Linked DNA regions of Homo sapiens: region 2 is linked to region 1. A link is an interaction called in ENCODE POLR2A ChIA-PET data of the cell type or tissue named here. Cell type or tissue: Caco-2. All regions are shown on one strand. Links, peaks and the distances in the headings refer to the core of each region. The heading gives the core; the rest is flanking DNA. Region 1 has its middle 64 kb from the start of TIAM2. Region 2 has its middle 19 kb from the start of MIR1273C.

The links. ChIA-PET counts read pairs that join two places held together with the same protein. Peaks named below come from ENCODE experiments on the same cell type or tissue, not always from the same donor. Only the 100,000 strongest peaks of a DNase experiment are listed, where the experiment ranks them.
Region 2: POLR2A ChIA-PET joins it to region 1 with 16 read pairs; 4 of 35 experiments call an interaction of 5 or more read pairs at or near these places.

What each region holds. Positions count from the first base shown.
Region 1 is chr6:154,923,791-154,939,184 of GRCh38, reverse strand. No RefSeq gene overlaps it. Among named protein-coding and RNA genes, the nearest start is that of TIAM2, 64 kb to the left of the region's middle. RefSeq lists a silencer at 425-600. In Caco-2, for the core only: no CTCF peak of the experiment used is centred there; a DNase peak (open chromatin) is centred at 7,144.
Region 2 is chr6:154,864,915-154,880,308 of GRCh38, reverse strand. No RefSeq gene overlaps it. Among named protein-coding and RNA genes, the nearest start is that of MIR1273C, 19 kb to the right of the region's middle. In Caco-2, for the core only: no CTCF peak of the experiment used is centred there; no DNase peak of the experiment used is centred there.

The sequences.
Region 1 (15,394 bases), core at 5,702-8,201:
GAGGGTGGATCACCTGAGGCCAGGAGTTCAAGATCAGCCTGGTCAATATGGTGAAAACCCATCTCTACTAAAAACACAAAAATGTAGGCGTTGTGGCGGGCACCTGTAATCCCGGCTGCTCAGGAGGCTGAGGCAGGAGAATTGCTTGAACACGGGAGGCGGAGGTTGTACTGAGCCGAGATCGCGCCACTGCACTCCAGCCTGGGAGACAGAGCCAGACTCCATCTCAAATAAATAAATAAATAAATAAATAAATAAATAAATAAATAAATAATAAAAAAATAAAATAGGCCGTGGCTCATGCCTATAATCCCAGCACTTTGGGAAGCCGAGGCAGGCGGATCACCTGAGGTCAGTATTTCGAGACCAGCCTGACCAATACAGAGAAACCCCGTCTCTACTACAAATACAAAATTAGACGGACGTGGTGGCGCATGCCTCTAATCACAGCTACTCAGGAGGCTGAGGCAGGAGAATTGCTTGAACCCGGGAGGCAGAGGTTGCGGTGAACCGAGGTCGCTCCATTGCACTCCAGCCTGGCCAACAAGAGCGAAACTCCGTCTCAAAAATAAATAAATAAATAAAAATAAAATAAAATGTTTCATATCCAAAATGCACAAGTTTTTCAGCTTTGTTTCTTACTTTTAGGTTTTAATGAAGTTCAGAGCAACTCAAAATGTCCTTTCCCAGCAGGAGTAGTCAAGATAAACCCCAGGTAAATTCTACCAAACGGCGAGGCAGAGCCAGCAGTGCCATTCACTGCAGAATACCTGAGTCTGGGCTCTGGGCCATCACTGGCTAAGGACCCTACTGTACCTTCTGGCTTCACTCCAGCGGCAAGAAAAGAAAGCGCGCCGCCGAGCACACAAGCCAGGGTTATGCGATTCCAGCTCTCCAGAGTCTAACTTCACTCCTTCTTCTGTAGCTGAATAAAAAACGTTGCCCTTTTCTGTTTATTTGCACAGAGGCCCGTTTAACATAGAGCACAGAGAGTGGGGGAACACCACAGCCACGTGGACTAGAATGATTTCCAATCACAATAAACACTCCCAAAGAGGGAGGAAGATGGTAAGCAATATATTTCCTCTCTAACATTCTTTAAAATAAATGCACAGCCTTGGAGGAGGAGGCCTGACATGTTTCCACTAGACGAATGTGTGGGGAGAAAAACAGATCTTTGTACACTACCTGCGCTGTGCCCAGGCCCCATTCCAGACCACAGTTTGGCAACTGGATCTCAAGGGGCTGAGAACCTGGAGATTGTCTACAATGCAGTTTGTCTGGGCTGCTCTGAAATCAACAAGGCTTCATTCCTTTCCACTAGGTCTCAGCAGAGTAACGTCCAGGAGGGCGCTGTGCTCTGACACAGAGCCTTCTGCATCCTCCCGGCTGAGTCTCGGGCCGCTGAGAACTGCTGTGATGGTTCAGAAACCCCAGTCACAGCGGGCCATAGCCAGGAGCCAGCCAAACCTAAATTCTGGGCTGTCACATTTTGGAGCTGTTCCCCTTGAAGCATGTGAGCAAAATCCACAAAAATTTTAAAGCAACATATGATTGTTGTGAAAGAATATCAGGGATCCTATTTTCTTCATCCACTTCTGTGAATCCATTCCTTCTAATGGCTGAGTCCACGTGTCATTCTGCATTACTCACTTTGAACAAGACACAGAAACACCGAGCATCATTGCGTGGGGCACGCTACACACTAGGAAGCCTTAAAACATCACCACCAACAAAAACGCTTGATTCGGCCACTGTCATCAGAAGGGGGTAGAAGAGGCCAGGTGCAGTGGCTCACGCCTGTAATCCCAGCACTTTGAGGCCAAGGCAGGCACATCACCTGAGGTCAGGAGTTCAAGACCAGCCTGGTCAACATGGCGAAACCCCATTTCTACTAAAAAATTAGCCAGGCGCCATGGCGCATGCCTGTAGTCCCATGTATTCAGGAGGTTGAGACACCAGAATCACTTGAACCCAGAAGGCAGAGGTTGCAGTGAGCTAGGATCGCACCACTTTACTCCAACCTGGGCAACAGAGCGAGAGTCCGTCCTTTATGGGTGGGCACTGTGGCTCAAGCCTGCAATCCCAGCACTTTGGGAGGCTGAGGTGGGCGGATCACCTGAGGTCAGGAGTTCGAGACCAGCCTGGCCAACATGGTAAAAACCCGTCTCTACTAAAAATACAAAAATTAGCCAGGAGTGGTGGTGGGCTCCTGTAATCCCAGCTACTTGGGAGGGTGAGGCAGGAGAATCGCTTGAACCCGGGAGATGCAGGTTACAGTGAGCCAAGATCACGCCACTGCACTCTAGTATGGAAGACAGAGTAAGATTCTGCCTTTTTTTTTTTTAAGTCTTTTAGAAGGAGAAAAACTTCTCTCATTTTTTAAAGACGTCCTCTACTCCTAATCAACACACACCTAACACTAATGACCTGACCATAGAAGCTTCTATCAGATGATTAATCCTCACAAGGTTATCAAATTCCCATCCTAAACATCTTTATTACTCAAAGCAGCAGTCCATGAACTTGTTCAGCTGAAGGATAAAAGGGACATATGGGGTGTAGGTGACCTATTGCTATTATTAATGCTGTGCCCTAGAGTTGTGCAGTGCACAACCTGTGAGACCACATGCAGCAGCCCTGATAATACTTATTACACCAGCATATACTTTTCACTCATGTATTTATAAAGCATGTATATTATAAAAGCAATATGCATATTCTGTTTCCTATAAAGATCAGTTCTTTTGCATGTCCATGTAAATCTTATTGGTCACCCAATGCTTATTTACTAAGTGTCATTATTCTAAATGAACATCAATCAGTTATGTTTAGTGTCCAATTGCTAAGATCTCTTTTCCTTTTCCTCTTTGAATATAAATATACTTGAAAATCATACTTAATTTCACTTGAGGCATCAATGATCTTTTTTTTTTTTTTTTTTTTGAGACAGGTCTCACTGTTGCCCAGGCTGGAGTACAGTGGCATGATCATGGCTCACTGAAGCCTCAACTTCTTGGGCTCAGATGATCCTCCCACCTCAACCTCCCAAGTAGCTAGAACTACAGGTGCACATCACCACACCCAGCTAATTTTGTTGTTTTTTTTTTTTTGTATTTTCTCTAGAGACAGGGTTTCGCCATGTTGCCCAGAGTGGTCTCAAACTCCTTGGCTTAAGCAGTCCTCCCACCTTGGCCTCCCAAAGTGTTGGGATTACAAGCATGAGCCACCACACCCAGCCAACGATGATCTTTGATTTCACCAAAAGTTGGGGCTGGGCTCTAATACTGCCTTGTAAACTTTTATTTTATTTCATTTTATTTTTGAGACAGAGTCTCACTCCATTGTCCAGGCTGGAGTGCAGCGGCCCCATCTCGGCTCACTGCAACCTCCGCCTCCTGGGTTCAAGCGATTCTCGTGCCTCAACCTCCCGAGTGGCTGGGACTACAGGTGCATGCCACCATGCCCGGCTAATTTTTGTATTTTTAGTAGAGATGGGTTTTTGCCATGATGGCCAGGCTGGTCTCAAACTCCTGACCTCAAAGTTATCCGCCTGCCTTGGCCTCCCAAAGTGCTGGGCTGACAGGCCCGCGCCACCACGCCTGGCCACATTCTGCCTTATAAATGTCTCTCTCAAGTCTCTATTCTCTCGGGCCTTCTCTTATCTCCTCTGAGCCATTATATTAGTTTCTTAACCGTTGTTACAACTTCTAGTCTCTCACAAACCAATCTGTCACATTATAGCCAGAATTACTTCCTAAAACACCGATAGGTTTAGGTCACTCCTCTGTTTTAGAAACTTTAATGAATATGTATTGCCTAGGAGATAAAGTCCAAACAAATCACCATGGTATATAACCCATTTATAGTCCGCTCAGCTTGTCAGTCTGAGCTAACTTGACTTCCAATACTAATCGATATCCACTCAGTCATCCATTCAAGAAAAATCTACCGGGCCCTTGTAAAAACACCATGGAATTGAGGAATTACTGGAAAAAGTCAGTAAGACCCATTCCTAGATATCAGGGTACAAACAAGTGGGAGATACAGACACATAAATATATCATGATAATTGACCATGGTGAGTGCAAGTTGGTCCCGATCTGGCGCACCAGCCTTATATCCAGTAAATTCCCACTCATCCCTTTTTCCTACATTCCAACAATGGTAAACTTTCTGTTATCCAAAAATTTGCCATGTTCTTAGACACCCGCACATGTTTACTTCCTCTCCAGTGCTTAGAATGCCCTTCCCTATGTTACTGTCTGGCGTTCTCTTCGCACGTGAGTGGGTTAGGAACCCAATGGCAAAGTGGTAAAGGTCAGCAAGAGGGAAGTCAGACCCTGGAGCAAGAGGCCTGAGTCACACCGCATATAAAGCAGCCAGCCTCTTCGTGCTGATCAAGCCCGTCTCACCCCCATGCACCTGTCCCCTTTCCCAATGTGAGGGAAGATGGTCTCTGTGTGGCTGAGTTTAGCCCAGACCCCAGAAAACTGTGGTCTCAACAAGGGAGGTGGCAGATGGCAAAGTGGGCACAGGACGGTGGCACTCTATGTATAACGTGACTTCTTTGGGGTGCCTTGCACAGCAAAAGATCCCCTGCAGCTAAATTCAGTATCTCCTGCTTCTTTAGGACTTGATAACTGAGTACTGGGGCTCCGTAAAAGTGGCTTCTAGAAGTATTTAATTTTGCTTGGGATCAATATGTTAAGGCCACTGGTGTAAATACCAAAGAAGAAATGAGGAATTCCTATTTGAAATGAAGTACAAATGACTTTCCTCCTTCTCTTCCTTTTATCCTTCCATCCTTCCTTTCTTTTGAAACAGGGAGAAACTTACTTGTATGACTGGTAGATGTCATTATTGTATATATCTGAACACATTAAGCAATCCATTAAAAAATCCATTTCGACAAAGTGAAATTAACTTTAGAGTTATTCATCTAGTCTTTACTTACCCAGCAAAAGAGGGTAAGATGTGGAAACTGCCCTCAAGAAATTCATAACTAGAGGCTACATTTTAGCTAGTTAGTCCTGCCATCTCCCTCAAAGTAAGATATTCCAACCTACAGATATTTATTAGGGAGAAATGTAAATAAATAACTTAATTATTTAATCAAATAGATCATAAGTCCACAACTCCCTCTAGGCTAAAACTGGTGACTTTCTCAAGAAAAAATGACTTAGCTAAAGCCCAAACGACAGAGAAGTAGACTAGAGTGTGTATGTCTGCAGATTCATTTCTGTACATGAATATTCACCGGGAGAGGCGGATGAGCATGGATACAGATGCTTGTCACTGCTATGGCCACATCCAGGTGAGCCAAGAGGCTGCAGAGCAGGTGGAAACTGCTAATGAAGTTTCCTGGCCAAAGATGATGTTGGGGTGGGTCTGTTGTCTTCCCCCACACCTGGGATCCACTGGCTCACCCACTCTGTGACTGGGGCTCCCAGGAGGCCCAGTCCCCTTCTCCCTGGAGCCTCTGCTGGCCCCTACACTAAGCTTCCCGGCACCCCCATCCCCATCCTGGAGATGGCCTGCTGTGATGACAGGACTGGTTCTAGAAAGCAGGGCTCGTTCCACATCCTTCTTACACTAACTCCATCTTTTCCCTGGGAGATGCTCGCAGGCTCTGCAGTTCAGTCAGGTTTTGTGTCTTGAAGTCTTCAAACTTCTTCAGACAAAAACCTCATGAAGTAAGCGCTGGGGGATGTTATCTTCATTTCACAAAAGAGAAAGCTGAGATGCAGAGCGGCTCACCAAAAAGATATTTAGTCAGTAAAAGCCATTCCAGTAAGTTATGAGAAAAACCAAAGATATGCCATGAAAGTTTGAGGAAAGCACATTCCAGAGTGGCGGTTTCCCCCTCTGTAAAAGGCAAAGGCCCATCCACGCTCCCACAACGGCCATCGCCATTTCAGAATCTGAAACAAAATGTGCTTCCCAGCTCTTTTCTTGCATAAAATAAACAGCACCACGTTTGAAATCATTATGTAAAATTAACTTCAAAGAAACAAGAAACACAGCCTAATAAAGGGGGGGGAGTTTCAGAAGTACCATTTTCAGAAGTACCATTCTCTCATATCCAACCCCCACCACTTTTCCAACTGAATGCAATTTTTGCCCAGAGAGCAACTTTGTCTGCAGAGACTACCCTATACTTGGGAAGGAAGAATGTAAGTAACAAGGTGCAAGCATCAGCATAAGTTGCAACTTCAAAAGGAATATAATCACCGTTTCTGTAAACTCTCCCTTCCAGATAAACAACTGTGTTCCCAGGTTGAAGATGAGTCATGTCCCATCCCCAGAGTCCTCCAAACCACACATTCCTCTTCCTGTCCCTGGCAGTCATTTGCATACATCCTAACCTAAACCAGGGCCGCTTATAAAAGAGCTTGTGTTGAACTTTCTTCTATTTAATTCCAGTGCTTTCTTCCAGCTACCCAATCTGTATGTAATTAAAATCATATTGCAGCAAATGTTGAATGGTATGAAAAGTTTTACCATATGTATACAATTGACTAGTTGTAGAATTTGGCATGTCTGCAATGATCCCATTAACAAGGAGCGAGCCTGGCTTATTTTGGAGTGCACGTTATATGCTTTGGATAGGTTCTGTTTTTAACTTGTTCTAACACTGCCCGTGATGTTTAACCCTTTGTTAGCGGTCAACAAGAAGTGTTCCTGCATTTCAACAATGAGGACCACTGTACCCTGATCAAAACCTCAGGTCAAAAACAATTTGTCTAGTGGAGGAAGTTTCCTTTGAAAAATTTCCATTTTCTAAACTAAAATTAGCCTGCTCAGTCTTGACAAAGGCTGAGCAGATACCATCAGAGCCTCTGGGATCAAGCTGAACCGAATGGAGAAAATACAGATGTAATCATCGCTTCCAAATACTGAGACCCAGGGTGCTCCTTGAAGCTTGAAAGAAATGATTTTAGGACAAAAAGAGGAAGTACTGTACTACTGCAGATAATAAGCATTTGAAACTTATGTCCCAAGAGGTAGCAGATAAACTATAAATAAATTCAAGAAGGAGTTAGCAAAGGTCATGCTGAAGATCTACCTTTGAGGAACATTCCTGACATTCTGTGACTGACACAAGGGAAGGAAAACATCTTTCCGCCTCATCACCCTCCCCACCCCACCCACCTTTCCCACACAACAATTGAAAAAACTGGGGCCTTTGTCAGAGGAAGAATACAAGGTCAGATAAGCCTTTGGTCTGACTCTCTGGGTCAAGACTTGATAAAATTTGTAGATAATAGAGCTGACCAGTTGCAATTTTGCTTTAAAGACATTCTTCAGTAAAGACTGCAGAATGAGTTGAAGTCTTTCTCAACATGTGCCATGAAGAAACATATGTTCTTAATCTGTGGGTTTAAAATTGTTTTAGAATTACATCGATGAGACATATCCTCAAAAGAAAAATCAGGCCACCAACCCCAAACACAAGAGTATAAGAGCAGTGTAGGATAATACTTCTTTCTAGCTTAACGTCTTACAACAAATCTGTTGTAAAAGTTCTTTAAAAAGGAACGTTCATCTGGAGCTTAAAAATATGCATACAGGAGATTTGACAGAGGGTATTAGTTTCTCGCTACAGGCAGGAGCCCCACTAAGCTGATCTGAGGATACAGTAAAGGCAAAGGTACGCAGCACCTCCAGGAAAGGGAGGTGGAGAAAGAAATGCCTTCATTACATTCATCAGATCAAGTTCTCAAATCAGAATTCAAATCCTCAGTTCTCAGTGCTGAATGTTAAGCCACGGAACGTTAAGATTAGAAAACCGCCAAATGAACCTAAACAATTCATCCCTTAAAAAGGAGATGGTATTGTGACCAAACTTTCTTCTTTAAAGTTGGGTACCTGGGTCAGGTATGGTGGCTCATGCCTGAAATCCCAGCACTTTGGGAGGTCGAGGCGGGTGGATCACTTGAGGTCAGGAGTTTGAGACCAGCCTGGCCAACACGATGAAACCCCAACCCTACTAAAAATATCAAAATTAAAAGAGAAAAAAAAAATTAGCCTGGCGTGGCGGCACATGTCTGTAATCCTAGCTACTTGGGAGGCTGAGGCAGGAGAATGGCTTGTATCCAGGAGGTGGAGGTTGCAGTGAGCCGAGATCATCCCACTGTACTTCAGCCTGGGCGACAGAGAGAGACCCTGTCTCAAAAAAAAAAGGAATTGCTCTGAGACCAGTCCAGACAGTGCTGCCTCCATCACCACGCATGGCTTAACTGACACAGAAACACAAGATGCTTTCACCTAAACAAGGCCTCTGTGTTACCCAGACAGAGCGTTCACAATGTGGGAAGCCCCCATTTTCTCAGCCCCGGAAATCTGTTAAATCCTATCAATGCAGGAAATTGAAAAATTCTCTTCTCAGGAGATGGTTAGGCTGAGAACTGATAAGTGGTGCGGTGAGGGGAATCTGCCTGGAGCTAGGAGGATGAGGCTGGTCCTTGTGTTTCCATAATCCTATTAAGCAGTCCTAGCCGAATTTAATCTGGTCCTGAAGTGGATGGCTGGAAGATAATAGGTCTTGGACTTTAAGTGTCACTTAACTATATAGGTAAAACTCTAATCTCTGCGCTCAAGGGCCCATCAGTGTAATCAAACTGAGGACTCTCAGAGGAACCTGCTTCCCCGGCAGCCTGGGGTTGTAGCAAACGGTAGTTACAAAGTGCTCCTTGGAGATAGGTGCCTTATTTGAGTGGAAGCAATTTACTCTGTTCACTAGAAACTCATCCTGTCTAGACGACAGGGTTGATCTCAAGTGTTGGAGTAAAGAGGAAATCCTCCATAACTTGCTTGCCAAGGTAAAGACTCAGGTTCACCCTTGGAGTAACTGTAATCAATCTCAAGACGTCCTCTGGGTAACAAAGGATGCTGAGACAGCTGCTTCTTCATTAGCCAGGAACACGAAGTAGAAACCATCGTGAGCAGAGTACCCATTAGCTGACTGCAGCTCAGCCCCCACCATGGATGGCCAATTTAGATGAATAAATGTGCTTTTGTCTAGTTGTTCTATCAATTACTAACAGAGGGATGTTAAAATCGCCAACTGTGATGGTGGATTTATCTATTACTCCTGTAAATTCTGTCAATCTTTTGTTTTCTTTCCTTTTTTTTTTTTTTTTTTTTTTTTAAGACAGGCTCTCACTCTGTTGCCCAGGCTGGAGTGCAGTGGCACAGTCATAGATCACTACAGCCTCAACCTCCTGGGCTCAAGAGATCCTCCTGCCCCAGCCTTCTGAACAGCTGGGACTACCGGAGCGTGTTGCCACGCCCAGCTAGTTTTTAGTTTTTTGTAGCAACAGGGTCTCACTATGTTGCCCAGGCTGATCTTAAACTCCTAGGCTTAAGCGATCCTCCCGCCTTGACTTCTCAAAGTGCAGGGATTATAGATGCGAACCATGGTGCCTGGCCTGTCAATATTTCTTCACGTATTTTAAGCTCTATTACTGGACATACACAGTTTTATGCCTTATATGTTCCTGGACAATTGTCCCTTTTACCTCTGGTAATATCATCCTGAAGTCTATTTTATTGTATATTAATATGGCCATTCGAGCTTTCTAAAACATACTGTTTGTGTGACATATTCCATCTTTTTTCTTTCAACTTATCTGTATTTATATTTAAAGGCAGCATAGAGTTGGGTTTTTATTTCTGCAGCCTAACAATTTCTGTCTTTAAATTGGACCGTTTGGTCAATTTATATTTAATGTTAACTACTGATGTGATTGCATTTAAGTCTGCTGCTCGAATTTATTTTTAGTTTCTCTCATCTGTTTTTTAAATTCCTCTGCTCCTTTCTTACCTTCTTCTGGATTAATTAAACATTATTTAGAATTCCATTCTTATTTCCCTATTGCCTTTTAGCTGTGCCTCTTTGTATTTTTTTTAGAAGAGTTAATATGATATTTATTTATTTATTTTTTAGAGATGGAGTTTCGCTCTTGTCGCCCAGGCTGGAGTGCAATAGAGTGATCTCAGCTCACTGCAACCTCCGCATCCCAGGTTCAAGCGATTCTCCTACCTTCAGCCTCCCAAGTAGCTGGGATTACAGGCGTGCACCACCACACCCAGCTAATTTTTGTATTATTAGTAGACACGGGGTTTCACCATGTTGGCTAAGCTGGTCTTGAACTCCTGACTTCAGGTGATCCACCCACCTCGGCCTCTCAAAGTGCTGGGATTACAGGCATGAGCCACCTCACCTGGCCCTAATATGATTTTTAAAAGAACAAAAACAAATACCCTAATACCATCTGCCTCAGGATATCAAATCAATATATTAAATGATGTAATTGGTTATCTAGAAGAGCTGAGAATTCTCCCACCGTCACTCCTACCAAGTCCTTAAAAATAGAGAAAAGCAATTCTTCTAGCCCTTCTATGATTCTATACAGGAAAAGAATTGAGAGGTTTTTCTTTAATCTTTATAAAAATTGAAATCCCTGAAACTTCACAACTTCCATCCTAAAGACTCAGATTTCTGCACTTCTGTTATGTTTCCTCATGGCTCTTCCATGAATTTCCTCTGTACTCATGCAGGATTGCAATGCAGTCTCTGAAAATACTCTCCAAAATCAAGTGTCAGGCCCGGAGAGAACTAAACAACTCTACGGCTTGCAAGGAGCGCCCTCTTGAGGTAGCCTTTATACAAATGTTGAAATCTGTATGCTTTGGCTGAATTCACACTTCCAGCATGGCAGGGTAATAAAATCAATCAATCCAGAAGATACACCAGCTAAATTACGGATGTAAATATCTTCTTATTAGAAGTGAGTTCTAACTCCTGAAAGTCAAGATACTCTCTAGCAGAAAAAAAGCAAAAGCAAAAACAAAAAACAAAACAGTGCTTCACTAAATGTATTCCTTAAATATAAAGTAATACAAAGCTAGAAATACACTAACAATCAGAAATATAATATGATTCCAGCATTCTGGTGCTCCTGTTCATTTTTGATATTGTTCCTTATCTTGAACACGAAAAGGTAAGCTTTCTCCAGGGAGACAGCTGGTGGGTGTGGATGTGTCACACAGTGGTCAAGAGAAAGACTCCTGATCAGAGGCACCAGAGCTTCGAGACTGATTCTGACACTTCCCAGTTTGCGTGAACCTGGGGAAGGTTTTTGTTTGTTTGTTTTGAGAGTGCAGTGGCACAATCATAGCTCATTGCAGCCTTGACCTCCTGGGCTCAAGTGATCCTCCCACCTCAGCCTCCCAAGTAGCTGGGACCACAGGCACACACAACCACACTAGGCTAATTTTTCAGTATTTTTGTGTGGAGATGGAGGTTTCCGCCATATTGCCCAGGCTGGTCTCGAACTCCTGGGCTCAAGTGATTCACCTGCCTAGGCCTCCCAAAGTGCTGGGATTACAGGTATAAGCCACCACGCCTGGCCTTGGGGGAAGTTTTTTAATCCCCTTAAGCCATGTGCAAAATTAGGGTGATAAGAGAATCTACTTCAGAGGGTTGTGAAGAGAATTAATAAAATGCACACAGAGCCTGGAGCACAGGACCCAGTGCAGAGGGAGCCTTTGTGCGTGCTGGTGCTACTGATACTATCTATGCTTGTAAGACTCTAATGGGGCCAGGCGCGGTGGCTCACACCTGTAATCCCGGCTCTTTGGGAGGCCGAGCCGGCAGATCACGAGATCAAGAGTTCGAGATCAGCCTGGTCAACACAGTAAACCCTTTTCTCTAGCAAGAACACAAAAATTAGCTAGGCATGGGGTGGCGCACCTGTAATCCCAGCTACTCGGGAGGCTGAGGCAGGAGAATCGCTTGAACCCAGGAGGCAGAGGTTGCAGTGAGCTGAGATTGCACCACTGCACTCCAGCCTGGGCAACAGAGCAAGACTCCGTCTCGGGAAAGAAAAAAAAAAAAGACTCTAATGAAGAGCAGGACACCAATAAAAAGAACAAAAAACACTAAATCTGCTCCTTGTGTCCCTGATTATTACACTCTTTCAACTTTAGAAAAAAAATTCATTTTTTTCTTTTTTTTTTTTAAACCATCATTCAGGACGTTGTATGCTAACTTAAAACAACAGCAAATTTAAGGTGTTGTGCATATGACACTTGAACAAGCACAGTCCAGAGGATGAGTTGATTAAGTCACTTGCCCGATTTTCATGGTTCAGCCAAAGCTACCCGCACAGTTCCAATGCCCGCTCTCCGCCCTAAGCTATGGTGAGGCTGCCTGTCTGACTTGATGCTGGAAATGTGGAAGGACCATGTTCTGTTGAGATTGGTGATCTTGTTCCAAACTTCCCCTAACTACCAGCCTGGCATCAGAACAGAGGTCATGCTTACACCTTTGAACCTGCAGCCCCCGAGGTAATGCTGTTGCAAACCTCTCTGGTCAGCTCTGAGTCTTCTATTTGTTTTTGTTTGTTTGATTACTTGTTGGGCTTAGGTCTCCACCTCTGCCCAGAACACTGAAACGGCAAACAAAGCTGGGAAACTGGCAGGAAAGTCTGCAAGACTTGAACGATATTGGAGAAACACGAAGGAACAAGAGGCAGAGAGCTAATGACCTTGTTTTCCAACAGATGCAATGGTGCTGTTAGGAAAACACCCAAAAGGAAGCACCCACGTGGGAGGATGGAGATTATGACAAGACCGGAGAAAGTCATGGAAGGTCAAACACCATCGGGCAGTCAGGAGTTGTCTGGAAGTTCCAGCAGGGCACGGCAGAAACAACTTTGCCCAGCACCCTGTGCACTTGGGCAGGGCAGGCCCGGGGGAGAGCTCAGGGCCACCACTGATGCTTCTTCCCCAAGTGTGAGCTGGGGAACATCAAGTCACACAGAGCCGTAGGACAAACCCCAAGCATCCTCCCATAGCCTCGATTTTATTTAAAAATTCCTAGGAGGTGCGGTCGGAGAGTTAAGTAGTTTGATATAGCACAAATCATGACTTGTATATTAAAACAAACCTATAGGTAGGAATAAAGGGTAAAGTTCATACATAGTTTTATGGCCACACAGGGGTTTGTGATAAAACAGGCTATTTCATGCTTTTGGCAAATCTCTGCTGTGCCCTTGGCCCAGAGGACAGGGGATTTGTTTTTCTCCTTTGCCAGTAAGAGTAACTGGGTGGGGGCTGGGTGCAGTGGCTCACGCCCGTAATCCCAACACTTTGAGATACAGAGGGAGACCCTGTACCTACAAAAAATTTTAAAACTTAGCCAGGCACCAGGCATGGTGGCACGCACCTGTGGTCCTAGCTGAGGTGGAAGGATCGCCTGAGCTCAGGAGTTTGAAGCTGCCGTGAGCTATGACCTAGCCACTGCACTCCAGCCTGGGTGACAGAGCGAGCCCCTATCTCAAAAAAGGAAGAGAATAGAAGAGAAGAGAAGAGAAGAGAAGAGAAGAGAAGAGAAGAGAAGAGAAGAGAAGAGAAGAGAAGAGAAGAGAAAAAAGAAAAGAAAAGAAAAGAAAAAGAGAAGAGTACCTGGGTGGGGAAAAAGTCAGAACTGCTGCTCTAAAACATCAGAAAGCCCCCCATCTTAGCTGTGTGGTTTTGTGAAACCTCTTTGAGGCTTACCTATTGACCATTCCAAGTGCTTCTGTATCCCGAACCCAGTTCAACTGACTAACCATTACAGCAGTAACATTAACCGTGTTACAGTGATGCAGAGCCAGAATTGCCCAGGCATGGGCAAAGGGAAAAGTTTAACCTCCTGACTGTTCCCACTACAAGCCTGGCAGACCCGCTGCCATGGCATCACCTGGGACTAGTTAGAAAGGCCACAGAGGCTCGCGCCACCCCAGATCGGGGAACAGACTTGAGCACTGCTTGCTGTCCCCTGGCCAGTCAACTCGCATTAAAGCTTTATCTTTTCTTATCATCCGGTACCATCACATTGGCTTCTGTGCGAGAAGCAAGCTCCGTGCTGGGTAACCCTTCTGACATGCAAGTCTTCACCTAGGTAGCAGGGATGCTTGGGGGACATGTAGAAGCTTCCAGAGAGTACCAGATGTTGTCCCATGTGGGGAATCCAGACTACCCCCATGCCCTTGCTACAGAGCAGGCCACCAGCCCCTCTACTGAGAGTGGCTCAGCCGGCTTTAAAGGTGAGCCGACTTGGAGGCGCGGCAGGCTTACAGGGTAGAGGGGAGCAATGTGCTGGGGACCAGCTGGACTTCTCTCTCCTGCTGAGGATGAACCACAGCAGGAGACTGCGTTATCCCACCTTCCTCTTGGGACCTGGGAAGGACTGGAAAGGTCCCAGAGGTGAAAACAGAAGCTATGCATAGCATTTCCCAACAGCCTCACCACAGCATCTTTTCAGATCTTGATCTACCCTGGATAGGAAACTTAAAATGGAAGGTGATAAGCCAGAAGCTCTTAAAATTAGGAACGTGTTACTCAAAGACCCCCTTGGCTTTTGTCTTGGCAGATATCACAGCCACCTTGAGGAGTTTTCATTAGGATTGCTAGTGAGGCTTGTGGAAATGCTGTCTGTGGCCTCCTGAGGAAAGGAGGTGTGTGTGTGTGTGTGTGTGTGTGTGTGTGTGTGTGTGAGCATGAGAGAGAGAGAGAGAAGAGGTAGTCTGAAGTTCAAAAGCACTGGCAGGAAATACCAAGTTCTATTTTTAAAAAATTAACTTTCAATAATTATAGCTGACATCCTATGAAATAGGTAAATATAATTATCCCTTTTCTTATCAGAAAACTGGCACTGCAGAGTTCTTTTCTTTTTTTTTTGAGACAGAGTCCCACTGTGTTGCCCAGGCTGGAGTGCAGTAGCATGATCTCAGCTCACTGCAACCTCCACCTCCTGGGTTAAAGCGATTCTCCTGCCTCAGCCTCCTGAGTAGCTGGAATTACAGGCATGCTCCACTACCCCCAGTTAATTTTTGTATTTTTAGTAGAGACAGGGTTTCACCATGTTGGCCTGGCTGGTCTCGAACTCCTGACCTCAGGTGATCCATCTGCCTCAGCCTCCCAAAGTGCTGGGATTACAGGCGTGAGCCACCGCGCCTGGCCTCAGATTTCTAATATTAGTGCTCTTCCCCAAGATGAAGTGTCTGACTCCATAGAGCTCAACTGGGTCTGACTCCTATTTAAAGTCAATAGAAATCTATTTTGAGAGCAAAGATTTTAGATCAAGGTCCTCTTTCAATTTATAAGTTTTAAAAAGCAAATGTTTTTAAATTGCATGTGTATTTTGATACAGGAATAATTGGAATGACGGAAAACCTTTTGGCCTCAGCAGGTCACACTGTGTGCTGTGTTGTCACTATCCTGAGTCTGAGAGGTTGGGGGAGCTGAACAAAGGGAGGGGGAAGGGGGATCAAACAGGAGGGGAAACTGCAGACGTCCCCAGGGAAGGAATCTTCTGGAGAAAATCTCTTCCATGGAAAGG
Region 2 (15,394 bases), core at 6,349-8,848, 60 kb after region 1:
ACTTGAACCTGGAAGGTGGAGGTTGCAGTGAGCTGAGATCATGCCACTGCACTCCAGCCTGGGTGACAGAGTGAGACTCTGTCCCCCCTGCCCAAAAATAAGTAAAAAATAAATAAATAGAAATAAAATAAAATGACTAAGATTCCTAAAAAGGTGTCTGAGAGATAAAGCTGAGTTCATTCTCGAGTGCATACATTGCACTGGACTTCACACGTGGGCTTCGGAAGAAACCTGTCTGCAATCATGCTGACCAGGAGGAAGCCGGCCCTGCTGACCCTGTCCATCTATCTGCCTGTCAACACCTGGGAGCTCTTGCCCACTCATACACACATCCCACCAACACTCAGAAGGCCTGACACACCCTAACAAGCCCCTGGACCTGGTTGCTCACACCCTCCTTGACCGATTCCCCAGGCCACAATCGCCTGGCTTCCCCAAAAGGCCTGCCTCTTTTAATCCTCTATTTGCTCCTCCAAAACCCATCTTGTCACAACGTCTTGGCTGTGCAGGAGCCTCTGGTAGTCACTTTCTGGTTTTTACCAGCCATGTTTAGGAATAAAGGAAAGTCCTGGGCAAGTGACTTTAAATAAGTACCTGACTGTTTAAATGGTTCTGGAACCAAACCATCGGTTTGTTTTGTTCTCAAGTGCTCATCACAATGAACATTCTGATGGTCTCTTTGAAGGCTACGATGCTAGCAGAGTAGGCATCAGCCATTCCAAATGCATAGCTGACTCATTGGATCACAACTCCCAAGCTGTTTCCTCACGCAGAAGCACCACACTGAATTTAATGGTCCAATAAAGAGATGTGTTAAGGATATGAGGTTGGGGAGAATATAACTTAGTTTGCACACTGTACACGTGCAGCCTATGCCTCTGGTTTAAAAGTAAAATTAAAGTTTTACAGTGACCTGTTTATGTAGTTTGGACAAGGCCGATCAACTCCATGAGGGCGGGGCCACATCTCCTCTGTCCACTGTTGTATCTACTGCTCCCCATGGCACCAGGTACCTACAGGCACTCAACAAATGTGTGTTGAAATAGATGTCTAATTCAAGGTTAAGAGCCATTCTGGGGCATCAGCTACCTATCAATCCTCCTCAAAGAAACCAGAAAGTTGCTACATCTGACTTCCACTTCAGAGTTGGCTGATACCCACGCCATACTTGTGTATATAGGGACACACGTCTGCCAAATTCTGACAACTCCTGTCTCCTTTCTAAATGGTTCAAATTTCATGTGTTGTTGTATGACTCGTGATTACTGTATTGTATTCATCTGATTTCACTAGTTAAAAGTGTGATGACCATACAATGTATTGTGCATGGAAGAGTGACAGGCATGCTAGAGTGACAGGCATGCTAGAGTGAGGCAACCTGGGACATTCAGTCATGCTAATTTTAAGTAATGTGATAAAGAATCTCTGCTTGACCAAAGTGAATTTTACCTACTTATCTTGGGCCTTAAATAAGAATAGATAAATTTTGAGTAAAAGTTCAACATAACAAAGGCACAGGAGTGACCCTGTTCTATTTCAGGTTATACCATCAGAGGCACAAATGCTAATGGGAGGAAGGCTGGCAGATTCCAAAGGCACCACTAAGAGATTGCTTAAAGATAAAACAATTTACCTTCATTGGAAGCAGAAAATGTGGGTTGGAGAATTACAAGATTTTTTCCATATAACTTTAAACTTTTCTCAGTAACCAGGCAAGATTCTCGAGCCAGAATCTTTTAGCCAAAAATGTCTCTGTACAGTACCCTCATGGAAGTCAAATTAACAGGAAAATAAAAAGCCAGGACAACCGGACTCAACACTGTTAGTTACTGTAAAAAAAACTTCTATACCCATGCAACAAACCTGCGCATGTACCCCATGAACCTAAAAGTTGAAATTTTAAATGGTAATAACAGACACTCAATAAATAGTTATTAAACAAACTACTGAGTATAAACACATTTTCCAAAATGCTTTGCTGTTTATATTCAGTGGGTCTATTCTTTGAGACACTTTGCTCTGTAGATATAACTCTTACTGTAGGGGAACATATTCTAGTAAAATTCACTATACCTCAAATTTTATTTTATTTTTTTCTCACTGATTTCAATTATAAAAGTGGGATTTCCCCTATTGGAAAAATACAGTGGAAGAAGATGACTCTGCCAAAATCTCTCTCTAATATTGAGTTGGATGTAAAGTTTTATTATGTCATTTTATGGAAACAGGATCTCACTATGTTGCCCACGCTGCTCTCAAAACTCCTGGCCTCAATCTATCTTCTTACCTAGGCCTCCTAAAGGGCTGAGATTACAAACGTGAGACACTGTGCCTGGCCCCACTGAAATATTTCAGAATCTCAAATTTTCTATTCCTACATTTCTTAAGGAGGACATGTAAAGTGAAAAGAAATACCTTTTTATTTCCCTTTTAAATTATAAGGAATATGAACACTCCCACCAGGCCATTTAATTTCAGTTCAACAATATTCACTGAGAGCTAGGCATGGTCAGGCATTTTGCTAAGCACTGGGGATATCAAGTTGCTACCAGCAATATCTAAAAATTAGCTCATGGATATACACAGCCAAACTGGCAAAACTGGCTTCATAGGTTCCCAAATTGATAAAGGACTCCACAATAATTAGTGCAAAAAAATGATCTAGCAAAGCAACAGCAAATACCTCTGACCATGACAACAGTTTCAAACCTTAAGGCAAAATTATTTATACATGCATGGAATTCCTTCACTTGCTCTGCCGTCGTTAATTTGCAAACTTTCTCTCCTGATCATTCTCCAATGAATTATTTATTATTATTATTACTACTATTACTTAACGTAATTCTACTTAAGAACCTACATATAAATGGGTTCTGCAAAAATGGTACCAAACATGTATATTTAATTTCCTAGATTTCACAATTTATCTACTTCAAATTTACAGCTGTCACTTTATATTTTGAGTTTCTATTGGAGAATTGTATTGAACTGCATTGGAATATTTCTCAGGCATCTTACCAAAATGTTATCAAAAGATACTAAACAATATTGGATCCTTTTGTCCTTGCTCGTTCATTTTATTCCTTGTTTAAAAGATACTGAATGCAAATGCTTTCAACTGAAAAAATTTTAAAAGATATGGTTTTCTTATATATTTAAATTGGCTACTAAACCCCAAATGCCAGATTTTGAAAGCAATTTCCCAAATGTCACATGCAGCTGTCAAGTGTAGATTTAAAAATGAAAAAGATGACAAAGACAAAGCCTTGCAGGACACAGAGCACACAGGAGCTCTCAGGAGCTTTGAACTTGGTCCAAGAGACACAATTATTTGGGGAGAAGAGGGCTCACATGGTGAAAGCTGGTCAAGGTACACATGAGTTTTAACATGAGTTTTAGTTGCACTAAAAATCTCTCTAGAAATTCAATACAGCTGAAATCTAAGCTATAATCACTAGGAAAACTAAAAATGTTCCAGACTGAAAAAGCTTACTGGGTAGACACTGGCCATACAAATGAGTAGAACATTACATTCTTTTAGTTTGTCAAACTTAAATCGATGATCTTGAATACAAATAGATTCTGTGTTTTATAGTCAACCAACTGTCCCCTTTTTTAAAATCTTCAAGAACACGGCAGAAGTGAAATCAGATGGAGAAGTTGGTTACATGTCAGTGAGCTGAAAGAACATAAAAATAGCTTTAAACATAATTTGGTTGATAAAATATTTTTCAACAAGGATTTCCATTCTTTAATTTGATATAACTCATTACAAAATCTGTGTATAGTCAATAGATAAATGCTGGATCCAGACCCACATAGGATTTTGTACGTCCCTACATACTTTTCCAGGTTATTAAGAATGCATCTCATGCTGAAATCTACAGGCTTCATTAGCAAGATGAAGTATTATTTTAGGCAAAGTGAAATAACTCAAAATCTGAAAAGACAAATGGCAGAGCCTGGGATCTGAACACACAGTCTGGTTATGAAGAGAAATTCACATCACAGATCATGAAGAAAAAGGACACAAGCCCTCAATGAATTTCCATCATAGGGTCAGCTACAAACTCTCTTAATCCAAACCATGTAGAACGGATGTTAAGAACACAGGAGTTGCCATCAGACACTCCTCAGTTAGAACCCACCTTTTGCCCAAATTAGCTGTGTAACTTGGGCTAAACTGGTTGTTTCCTCATCTGTGAAGTGAAATAATAGTGCCTATTCTCATGTGGTTGTTATAAGGATAAATTAATTTACGTAAAGCATCCAGTATAGCAAGTACTCAATACGTAGAAATTATTACAATTATTATACAATATCACTGACACCACCACAATGATCAGTAACGCCTTCAAACCTTTTGTAGCCACACTCCACAGTACTGGGATGAGGAGAAAGAGAGCAAGCCGCCACTTGTAGATATCTAGAAAAGTCCAGCGAGGCCCAGGGCACAGGTGAAATCCATAAACATTCTAGGACATTGAGCCATCAGTCCGTGTCCTGGCTCTGCTGTGATTTTAGGTTTCTAATTGGGATGCAAGATAAAATACAGGATGCCCGGTTAAGATGAAATTTCAGACATATTTATATTTAAAAAATTATTCATTATTTATCTGAAATTCAGAAGTAACTGGGTGTCCTGTATTTTCATTTGTGAAGCCTGGCAACTCAATCTCTAATGCCCCTTTTCTCTCGCTCATTCACTTAAAAAGAACCCGAGGGAATTCTGTTTTATCTTCAACTCCCTGACACTGAGAATGTGATTTCTAGCAACAAAACAAACAGCACCATTCATTTGCAAAAGCTGTATTAAGTTTCCCCAAATTTCCAAGGAATTTTTGCCCTATCATGTCATTTGATGCTTACTGTAAACACCTATCTTCACTCCTGCTTTATAGATGAAACCATGCAGAGAGGCGAGCTGTCATCATTTCACAACTGTTGCTAACCTAAGTCCCCTACAATCATTTGCCACATTATCAGATTCCACATATCTTCCCTCAACCATGACGATTTTAAAAAGCTTTATTTTGCATTATGAAACAAAGCACGTTAAATGTGCTTTTCAAATTCCCTCCTCTTCTCCCCAATTTGACATACTGAGTTCTTATTCATGGGCTGGAAAATCTTTCACTGCCTTCTGGCTCTAATTTTCTTTGATCTATGACCCACAAAGTTGCTAAATCCCAAGGCCAATTCATTCAAGAATCTCCGACAGACTTTGTGCCTCCAGACTCAGCCTCACAGCCTGCTATTATTTGCCCTTCCTCTTGCAAGACAAACTCTAATAAAAGAATGTGAAGGTTCCACAGAGCTTGGAGCCTCTCACTACAACCATGTTGCTCATCACCTGCAGCACACGACTGCATTCAGCATCACACTCAGGGGTATCCACGGCTGCATTCAGCATCATGCTCAAGGGTATCCAGGGCTGCGGGGAGCTGCTTCAGTTCATTTACCTCCAAGTCACCTCCCTCCCTAGCATGAGCCACTTCTTCGAGGGCAATCTTGGCTTCTCTCAGCACAAGGCGCCCTCCTTTTCCTCCACAGAGACTTGTCTCTACCTCTGCCTCTTCCAGCACAGTAAAAAGAGCACATGAACTCTTGAGTAGTAACACCCTCAAATAATATCCCTACACAAATATGTTCACCCAGTCCTTGCTACTGGTTTATTTCTTGAATGGCTACTTTTTTTCCCTCCTTACTTTTCTACATGTTTATGCACAACAATGCTATCTGGTTTTCTTCCTTTCTTTCTTTTTTGAGACACAGTCTCACTTTGTCACCCAGGCTGGAATGCAGTGATGCAACCTCGGCTCACTGCAACCTCCACCTCCCAGGTTGAAGCGATTCTTGTGCCTCAGCTTCCCAAGTAGCTGGGATCACAGGCATGTGCCACCATGCCCCGCTAATTTTTGTATTTTTAGTAGAGACAGGGTTTTGCTATGTTGGCCAGGTTGGTCTCAAACTCCTGGTCTCAGGTGATCTGCTCGCCTCAGTTTCCCAAAGTGCTGGGATCACAGGCATATGCCACCATGCCCCGCTAATTTTTGTATTTTTAATAGAGACAGGGTTTTGCTATGTTGGCCAGGTTGGTCTCAAACTCCTGGTCTCAGGTGATCCGCCCGCCTCAGTTTCCCAAAGTGCTGGGATTACAGGCATGAGCCACGGTGCCTGGACAGAAAATTAGAACCATGTTTCTACCTGGTTTTGGACCAGTTATTTTGCTTATTTTTCTTAGAGATGGGGTCTTGCTCTGTCACTGGGCTGGAGTGCAGTGGGGCAATCATAGCTCACTGCAGCCTCAAACTCTTGAGCTCCAGAGATCCTCCCATCTCAGCCAACTGAGTAGCTGGAACTACAGGTGTGCACCACCATGCCCAACTAATTTTTATATGTATTTTTAAAAGATGGGGTCTTGCTATGTTACCCACATTGGTCTTGGACTCCTGGCTTCAAGCGATCTTCCTGCCTTGGCCTCCCAAAATGCTGGAATAACATGCATGAGCTACTGCGCCCAGCTGCTGTCTGGTTTTGAATAAATAATGCAAGACGGCAAAGGCGTGGCTTTCATTAGTTTTATCCCATATCCAGCCCATTAGCAATACACACATATTGTGAAATGTATGCTTTCCTGAAATTCAAGTACTGCTAAAAAGAGAGGGAGACTTTTAAATCTAAAGCTTCCCTCCCCAATTCCATTTCCATATATCTTCTAGGATACTCAAATCTTAAGAATGAATATTAACAACAAGAAGGGTCTGATACTCCTAAAGTCTGTAGTCTTCATTTTTCTCTAGAATCTAGATCATGAAAAAAAAATAGTTACCATGTATTAAAATGCTTACCATGTGCCAGTTCTATTCTAAGTATCATCACACTATTATGTGATGTTATAACCTTCTGAAACAGATGTAAAACTGAGGCACAGGGCAACTGAGTAACTTGCCTGATGCTGTAAGACCAGGGACAGACAGAAATTAGGCTCCAAAGATACGCTCTTTACCCATACAGCATCCAAATGCCCTAAATTAAAATGCTGTAGCTAAAATTTTACATGTGGAACAGGTCTGGGCAGAAGGAAGGGGATGTTCGCGTAAAATAAAAAAGGTAAGGTAAAATCATTCTTTCTCCCTTTGACCTTGCATATGATCCTTTCTGATCAAGGCTGGGGAGGTGATAAAGGCTCTGGTGGTTAAGGAGATGATGTTCCAAAATGCAGAAAGGGGTACTGGGACCCAAAATAGAGGGGGAATTGAAAGACAATTTCTGGCTTTCTCAGCCTTTTTCCTGAGACCACTCCTGTTTCACATGACTCTGCTAGTTAAGGAGGTAAGAATGTATCTGTAATCTGAACCAGGGCACCTGCTGCTGATAGACTCCTACTGCCTACAAGAGAAACTGCAAGCTCTTAGCTGGGCAGTGAGGGCCCCTCACAACCGGAGGGGCCAAGCAGAGCTACTCCCTGCCCTCCATTCACTCCATACCCTTTCATGCCTTCCAGTAACCCCTGCAAATGCACTTCACTTCCAGCAAGCTGCAGGACGCCCGTCAAGTGCCAATTTCTCTAATCGCCTTCCCTACTCCACCCCTTTCCACGGTTCATGGATGCATTTCCACAGCACGCTGCCACATCTCTGCCATGGCGCCAATCACTCTGTCCAGTAATTACCTTCCTGACTGCATTGTGGATTCCTCAAGGGCAGAGACCTTGCTTTCTTTTAGCGTGTGCCTGGTGCCTATGTGTTTGCTGAATAAATGAATGCATTCAGTGTAGGGATGATACATTCATTCAAGTCTTAATCAGGTTAAAAGTTTAGAATTTTAAAATGATACAGAGTATTTTCCAAGCTTAGAGCTTCCATATACCCAGAAGAAATGCCAGTCATCCCCAAGCATAAATTTAAGAAATTAATTTTTGCCTTCAAATACTTCTATTAATATGCAATAAAATTACTGTATTATTTAAGCATTTTAAAGAAGGAAAATATTGAGTAAAAATATTCCAGCCGGGCATAGTGGCTCAAACCTGTAATCCCACCATTTTGGGAGGACGAAGCAGGTGGATCACTTGAGGTCAGGAGTTCGAGACCAGCCTGGCCAACATGGCAAAACCCCAACTCTACTAAAAATACAAAAACTAGCCAGGAGTGGTGGTGCATGCCTGTAATCCCAGCTACTCGGGAGGCAGAGGCAGGAGAATCACTTGAACCCGGGAGGTGGAGGTTGCAGTGAGCCAAGATCATGCCACTGCACTCCTCCCTGGGCGACAGAGAAAGACCCTGTCTAAAACAATAACAACAATAAAAAACCTTAATATTCCAAAAGTTACAAGAGTTTATCATAGTGGAAAAAAGTTACTGAAAAGTGACCTAAATAGTGTTCTATTTCCTGAGCCTCCATAAACAAATTATTTGCAAAATATATCTCAATACAATGTCACTCTGTTAACTAAAATAAGTTCTCTCCAATAGTCTTAGTTATTAAACTTATAAAATACCTGGAAAGCAGTGAAAAGTAATTATTCTTTTTTTTGTGGGGGATGGAGTCTCACTCTGTAGCCCAGGCTGGAGTGCAGTGGCACGATCTCGGCTCACTGTAACCTCCGCTACCCGGGTTCAAGCGATTCTCTTGCCTCAGCGTCCAGAGTACCTGGGATTACAGGCGCGTGCCACCACGCCTGGCTAATTTTTTGTATTTTTAGTAGAGACGGGGGTTTCACCGTGTTGGTCAGGCTGGTTTCAAACTCCAGAGCTCAGGCAATCTACCCACCTCGGCCTCCCAAAGTGCTGGGATTACAGGTGTGAGCCACCTGCCCAGCCGATTTTTTTTTATCTTGTAAAAAAACCAACCTGTAACTTAGATTTATAAAACAGGTGGTGATGCCATATATTCCAGGAGAAGTTCCTTCTGTCTCCTAGCCATTAGACCACCTGGATTATTGGACATAATTCAGCATTCTGGACTCACTACACATAACAGACCCTAATATAGCTGGGGGAAACATACAAAAAAGAGGCCTACTTCTGTCTTTGATAGCTGATTTATAGAAGTTAAAATACAATCATGTTTAAGAAATAGCTGGTATCATATTGTACTACGGAATGTTTTATTCCAGGCTGTTTCACCTTTGTGTGTGTGTGTTTTGGGGTGGGGGGGAGGTGGTGAGAGGGAGTATTCACACATGTGACTCATTTAAAAATCTGAGCACAGGCCGGGTGTGGTGGCTCATGCCTGTAATCCCAGTACTTTGAGAGGCCGAGGCAGGTGGATCACCTGAGGTTAGGAGTTTGAGACCAGCCTGGCCAACATGACAAAACCCCATCTCTACTAAAAATACAAAAATTAGCCGGGCATGGTGGCACATGCCTGAATCCCAGCTACTCGGGAGGCTGAGACAGAATTGTTTGAAGCCAGGAGGCGGAGGCTGCAGTAAGCCGAGATCGCGCCACTGCACTCCAGCTGGGCAACAGAGCAAGACTCCATCTTTAAAAAAATAAAAAAATCTGAGCACGGATTTTTGGGTATTATGGTAATACGGCATATAATTTCAAGGAATACCATGGTCAACCTTATTAACACCCTTGGCCTAAGAAATATATGGCTCTTAAGTTAATCAGAAAGTTGGTGTAGTTCATGGCCTTCCATCTAGTCTAGGGAAACCTGACCATCCCTAAAGAAAGGCCAGATGTTTATGAGACATCACATTTGGGTAATTTTTCTGCCAGTTCACCTACCTATAATAGATGATAGCAAGTTGGAACCAAAATGTCTCACTACAGTTGGTTTATCCCACCTACATAGAGGCAGTGACTATGTAGATAATTGCTTAGGGATACGGGGTTTAAAAGTATATAGTGAACATAAAAATTTTAGCTAGTATCAGTCTCACCTTTCAAGACCAAATTTATACCTACAAAAATGTGTCTATATATTTCTGTGCCAGATATTGGTTTCCCTCACTACGAATTGGTATGTGGGTAATAAACTTTGATTACATAGAATTTGAAAGTTAAGCCAGGCATGGTGGCTCACGCCTGTAATCCTAGCACTCTGGGAGGCAGGGGCGGGCGGACTGTCTGAGCTCAGGAGTTCGAGACCAGCCTGGGCAACATGGCGAAGCCCTGTCTCTACTAAAAAAATACAAAAAAATTAGCCAGGCACGGTGGCGCACGGCTGTAGTCCCAGCTACTCAGGAGGATGAGGCACAATAATCGCTTGAACCTGGGAGGCGGAGGTTGTAAGCTGGAGCGCACTGCACTCCAGCTTGGGTGACAGAGCAAGACTCTGTCCCCCCACCACCCCCACCAAAAAAAAAAAAAAAAAGAAAGTTAATAAAGTTAATAGAGAGTCCAAATACGAATAATCAAATTACTGCTTTAAAATTTTTAATGGGTCTGTTGAAGACAAATGCACAAATGCCTTATAAATGACCTAACAGATTTCTAATGTGAAAAAATACTATAAAAATTGGAATGCTATAGAGAAATACTGAAAAAAATACTGTATTTTGTGACTTTCACTGAAACTAGGACATTTAATTGCAAAAAAAGCATCAATATGAGTCACTAAAAACAGCAACTAAAAATGTGATTATGTACTCCACAGAAAAAATTCCAGATTTAAAAAAAAAACTCATTGTACAAGAATGAGCACAGGAAGAGCTTTAAATAAAAAAAAGTAGAGAAAATTTAAATCATTAAAGATTCTATACACATCTGGTTCCTTGACATAGATGTTATTCATTAAGAGTTAGTGAAAACACAGAATATACTCTGTTTTGATCCTCAGAGAGCAGTCAATAGAGTGAGGTTTAAGAATTCAGCTACCATATCCCAGCATGAGTTCTATTTAGGAAAAAAATGGGTATGCAATTATAGCAGATTGAGTATTTACTACATTCTATGTACTATTCTAAGTACTTTACCTATATAACTCAATGACTGCATACCACAATGCTATGAGGCAGGTACTAGTATCAAGCCCATTTTACAGATGTCGAAACAGGTGCAGAAAGGATAACTATAAGATAACCTCATGACTACTAAGTGGCAGAGTCATAACTCAAATCCAGGCACTCTCTCCAGGACCCATGTTGCTAACCACTGCAATGTGCCCTCTGCACTGAAGATGAGAGTGTTAGAGCTGAAGGGAACCATGAAAGCACCTACATTGTATTCTCCTTCTGTAAACTGAGGCCCAATCACATTGGTCTATGATTCCCCGCTGCTTGCTCCATTCACGACATTCCTTTATCACCTTTTACAGCCACCTTCACAGGAACTTGGGTCATTGCACAAGGCTGATTGGAGATTTACACATTTGTTTTGACTATCTGGTAAGGGCACCATTGCAGTTTTATAACAAACCAGCATTTTGTTCAGTTCTCACATACTCCTCTGTTATCAGAAACCTCTGTGGCGATAATCATATAAAACAATATTCTACGAATATTTTGTTGGACACTCAGAGAATCAAACACTATGTAGCATGGACACTATAATACTGTAAACGTCTAAACAGTTTTAATAAGTAAAATCTCATTCTTAAATGGACGACAGTACTGAAAAGAATACCTTTGAAACAATTTTGGATTTGCAAATTAAATGTTAAGAATAGATGAAAAAGTCTCCAACCCCATCTCAGATGCTGAATCTGATGAATGTTAAAGTTCTTTCAAACTCTGAAACTGAGAGTTTGAATGGCTGCTTCTGTGAAATCATAGTTTCTGGTGCTTTGGCTGATTCACCTAAGTATACTATGAGACAGTGTGCCGGGGCTCTACTTAACCTCATCAGAATACGCTTCCATTATGTGGACAGACAGTAACAGGTGACTCTCAGGTGATAGATAACAGGCAAGTGATTTTGTTAAGAGGTGAGGTGGGAGTGGGGTGGGAATTTGGTTACGTTCCCAGAAATATCAATGATTGTTATTAGTTATAACATTCTAGGATAACTAGCTCATGTTATTAGTTATAACATTCTAGGATAACTAGCTCATCCCTAGAAGCAAGCACTGGGTTTCCTTTTATAGGTGCACAGTGACCTCTACTGGTACAAGTATAGAATCCCGAAGTGCAATTTGCTCCGTAAGTGATTTTCGGAGGCACAACTAAGAATATTTATTCTTTGAAAAGGACACCAAAAAGAAAAGATACAATTTTAAAAATACTTACTTTTTGAAACCTTTTATAATTTTCAATTAATGAGATCTCCTCCTCTACCAGAATTAGACATTTCAATTAAAGTTGTCCATACACATAATATCACAGAATGCAAAGAACTAAACAGTACTTTAATTTAAAAATCCTGCTGCTAAGTGTTATGGTGTCAAAAGTGCTATAAAATATAATTATTTTGGAATAACTCCAATTTACCCAAAAAGTACCAAAGACACCAATTATAGAAGAATTATAGCGTATATTTAAAATTTGCAAAATGCTTTGAAACTTTGCATTGTTGAATGCTAAGTAGCTCACCTTCCCACAGATATTTTGCTTCCTTGATTTTAAAACAATTAAAGTATTGGTTTTCTCTCTTAAATCCCAAAGGCTATCAGAAATAAACTGTAGGTAGGTTTATTACATTTAAAGAAACTTCCAATAGGCAAGTTTTACCTGCATGTGAAACAATGCCAAGTGAGATGCTGACGTCAAAGACAGCCTCCATATATGTCATTATTTGTCATGCACATCAAAATACTGTACAAGAGTTCAAAGGAAAATCAGTTTTTAAAAACCCATGGCAATATTTTTAATTATTGTAGGCTGAAATTATTTCCTTCAAACTGTATTTCCGTAACTTTCCACTGCAGAAAATGAAGTAGAAAAGAATTTAAAATGATACTTTTCAGTGATGAACACTCAAACCAAATTTCATTCCAAGAGCGGGAGAATACAGCATCCTTAATCTTGCCCATTTTGTTTGTTTTAACAAAGTATAATAAAAATAGCTGTGAACTAGTGAGTTAGCCAGTTTTTGCCCAGAATACATGTAACAGAGTTCCTTTTCAAGAAATTATTCATTGCTTAGTAAGAGTAATGAATTGGGAAAAATGAAGACATTTTTATTTAACTTTGATAACTAGGACTTGCATATGTGTATGGCACATCTCACTATTTCTGTTTATTAATTAATCAGCCCATATTTGCTGTACTACATGCAAGGCACTGCTGGGGATACAAGGGTGACAAGGCATAGTCCTTGCTCCTAAGGAACCAGCACTTAGGGAAAATATGACTGCTATACAAGTAACTATAAGAACATATTTTATTTCATTATTTTATTTTGAGATGGAGTCTTGCTCTGGCACCCAGGCAGGAGGGCAGTGGCGCGATCTCGGCTCACCGCAACCTCTGCCTCCCAGGTTCAAGCGATTCTCGTACCTCAGCCTCCCGGGTAGCTGGGATTACAGGCGTGCACCATCATGCCCAGCTAATTTTTGTATTTTTAGTAGAGACAGGGTTTCGCCACGTTGGCCAGGCTGGTCTCGAACTCCTGACCTCAGGTGATCTGCCCACCTTGGCCTCCCAAAGTGCTGGGATTACAGGCATAAGCCACCGCGCCCAGCCTATAAGGACATATTTTAAATAATTCGCCCTTAAAAGATGGAGTTTTTACTAAAAAATGATCTAAACTTTTCATACAACTCCCTACTGCCTCCCTCCCCTACCCCTGCCCCACATAATAATATCTGTAGCCACCTTGTGGGGCCCTGCTTCTGCAGACCTGTAAATGTCTTCTCTTTCCTTTCATATTTTGGGCATCAGATGGGGAAAATTATGCTTCTGGCTCAAGGAATATCCGTATTAACCACTGTTAAAGCAATTGCTGGGCCAGGCATAGTGGCTCATGTCTGTAATCTCAGCAATTTGGGAGGCCAAGGTGGGAGGATCGCCTGGGCCCAGGAGTTTGAGACCAGCCCAGGCAATATAGCAGGACCTCCCCTCTACAAATAATTTTTAAAATCAGCTGGGTATGGTGGTTCCTTTCTGTGGTCCCAGCTACTCAGGAGGCTGAGGCAAGAGAATTGCGTGAGCTCAGGCAGTCAAAGCTGCAGTGAGCTGAGATCATGCCACTGCACTCCAGACCCTGTCTCAACCCCCTACCCCGGCCCCGCCAAAAAAAACAACCCACAATTGCCACCACACAACTCCTACTCAAATAATCATATCAGTAAAATATGTCCTAGGATCACATAGTGAATAGACACATACTAACAGCTTTCAGTAGTGAAAGGTGAAGAGAAAGAGTGAAGCCTCATGGTGAATCCATCAGGGCCTGGCCTCTGTTTTGTACTCTCTACTCTCAGCCTACAGGATAATGCTTTACTCACATAAGGATAACACAGGACACTACAAAAGCAATTTTCTAAAAGTTAACTCTAATTCCCTGAAAACATTCATGGGTTTTAAAATTATAAACATTAAATCACAGCCGGGCATGGTGGCTCACACCTGTAATCCCAGCACTTTGGGAGGCCGAGGTGGGTGGATCACTTGAGGTCAGGAGTTCGAGACCAGCCTGGCCAACATGGCAAAACCCCCTCTCTACTAAAAACACAAAATTAGCCAGGTGTGATGGTGGGCACCTGTAATCCCAGCTACCTGAGAAGCTGAGGCAGGAGAATTGCTTGAACCCAGGAGACAGAGGTTGCAGTGAGCCAAGATTACGCCACTGCAATCCAGCCTGGTTGACAAGAGTAAAACTCTATCTCAAAACAAAACAAAACATTACATCAAGAAATTCCATGTGACTACTGAATCCCTGAGAGTGCTCTAAAATAACATGTCTAAGAAAAGAAAAACATCCTTCCAAACTCTGTCAAGACTGGGTAGAACAGAGAGAACAGGAAACAGCTGAAATGCTCCTCAGTAGAGGACTGGAGCACCATGGGAAACTGCAGATACTGGGTACAACAGAAAAACAGGAAACGTGTTTCTCAGGAGAAAATTGGTTAACTAGGGCCAGGCACGGTGGCTCACACCTGTAATCCCAGTACTTTGGGAGGCCGAGGTGGGCGGATGACCTGAGGTCAGGAGTTCGAGACCAGCATGGCCAACATGGTGAAACCCCATCTCTACTAAAAAAAAAAAAAAAAATACAAAAATTAGCCGGGCATGGTGTCAGGCGCCTGTAATCCCAGCTACTCGGGAGGTTGACGCAGAAGAATCGCATGAACCTGGGAGGCAGAGGTTGCAGTGAGCCGAGATCACGCCATTGCACTCTAGCCTGGGAGACAAGAGCAAGGCTTCATCTCAAAAAAAAAAAAAAAGAAAGAAAATTGGTTAAGTAAATTATGGTTAAGCAAATAGCAGAATATTATGCAGGCATTACAAATGATGTGCAGCTTATATGCTTGGGAAGCATCTAGAAGAACACATGAGGAA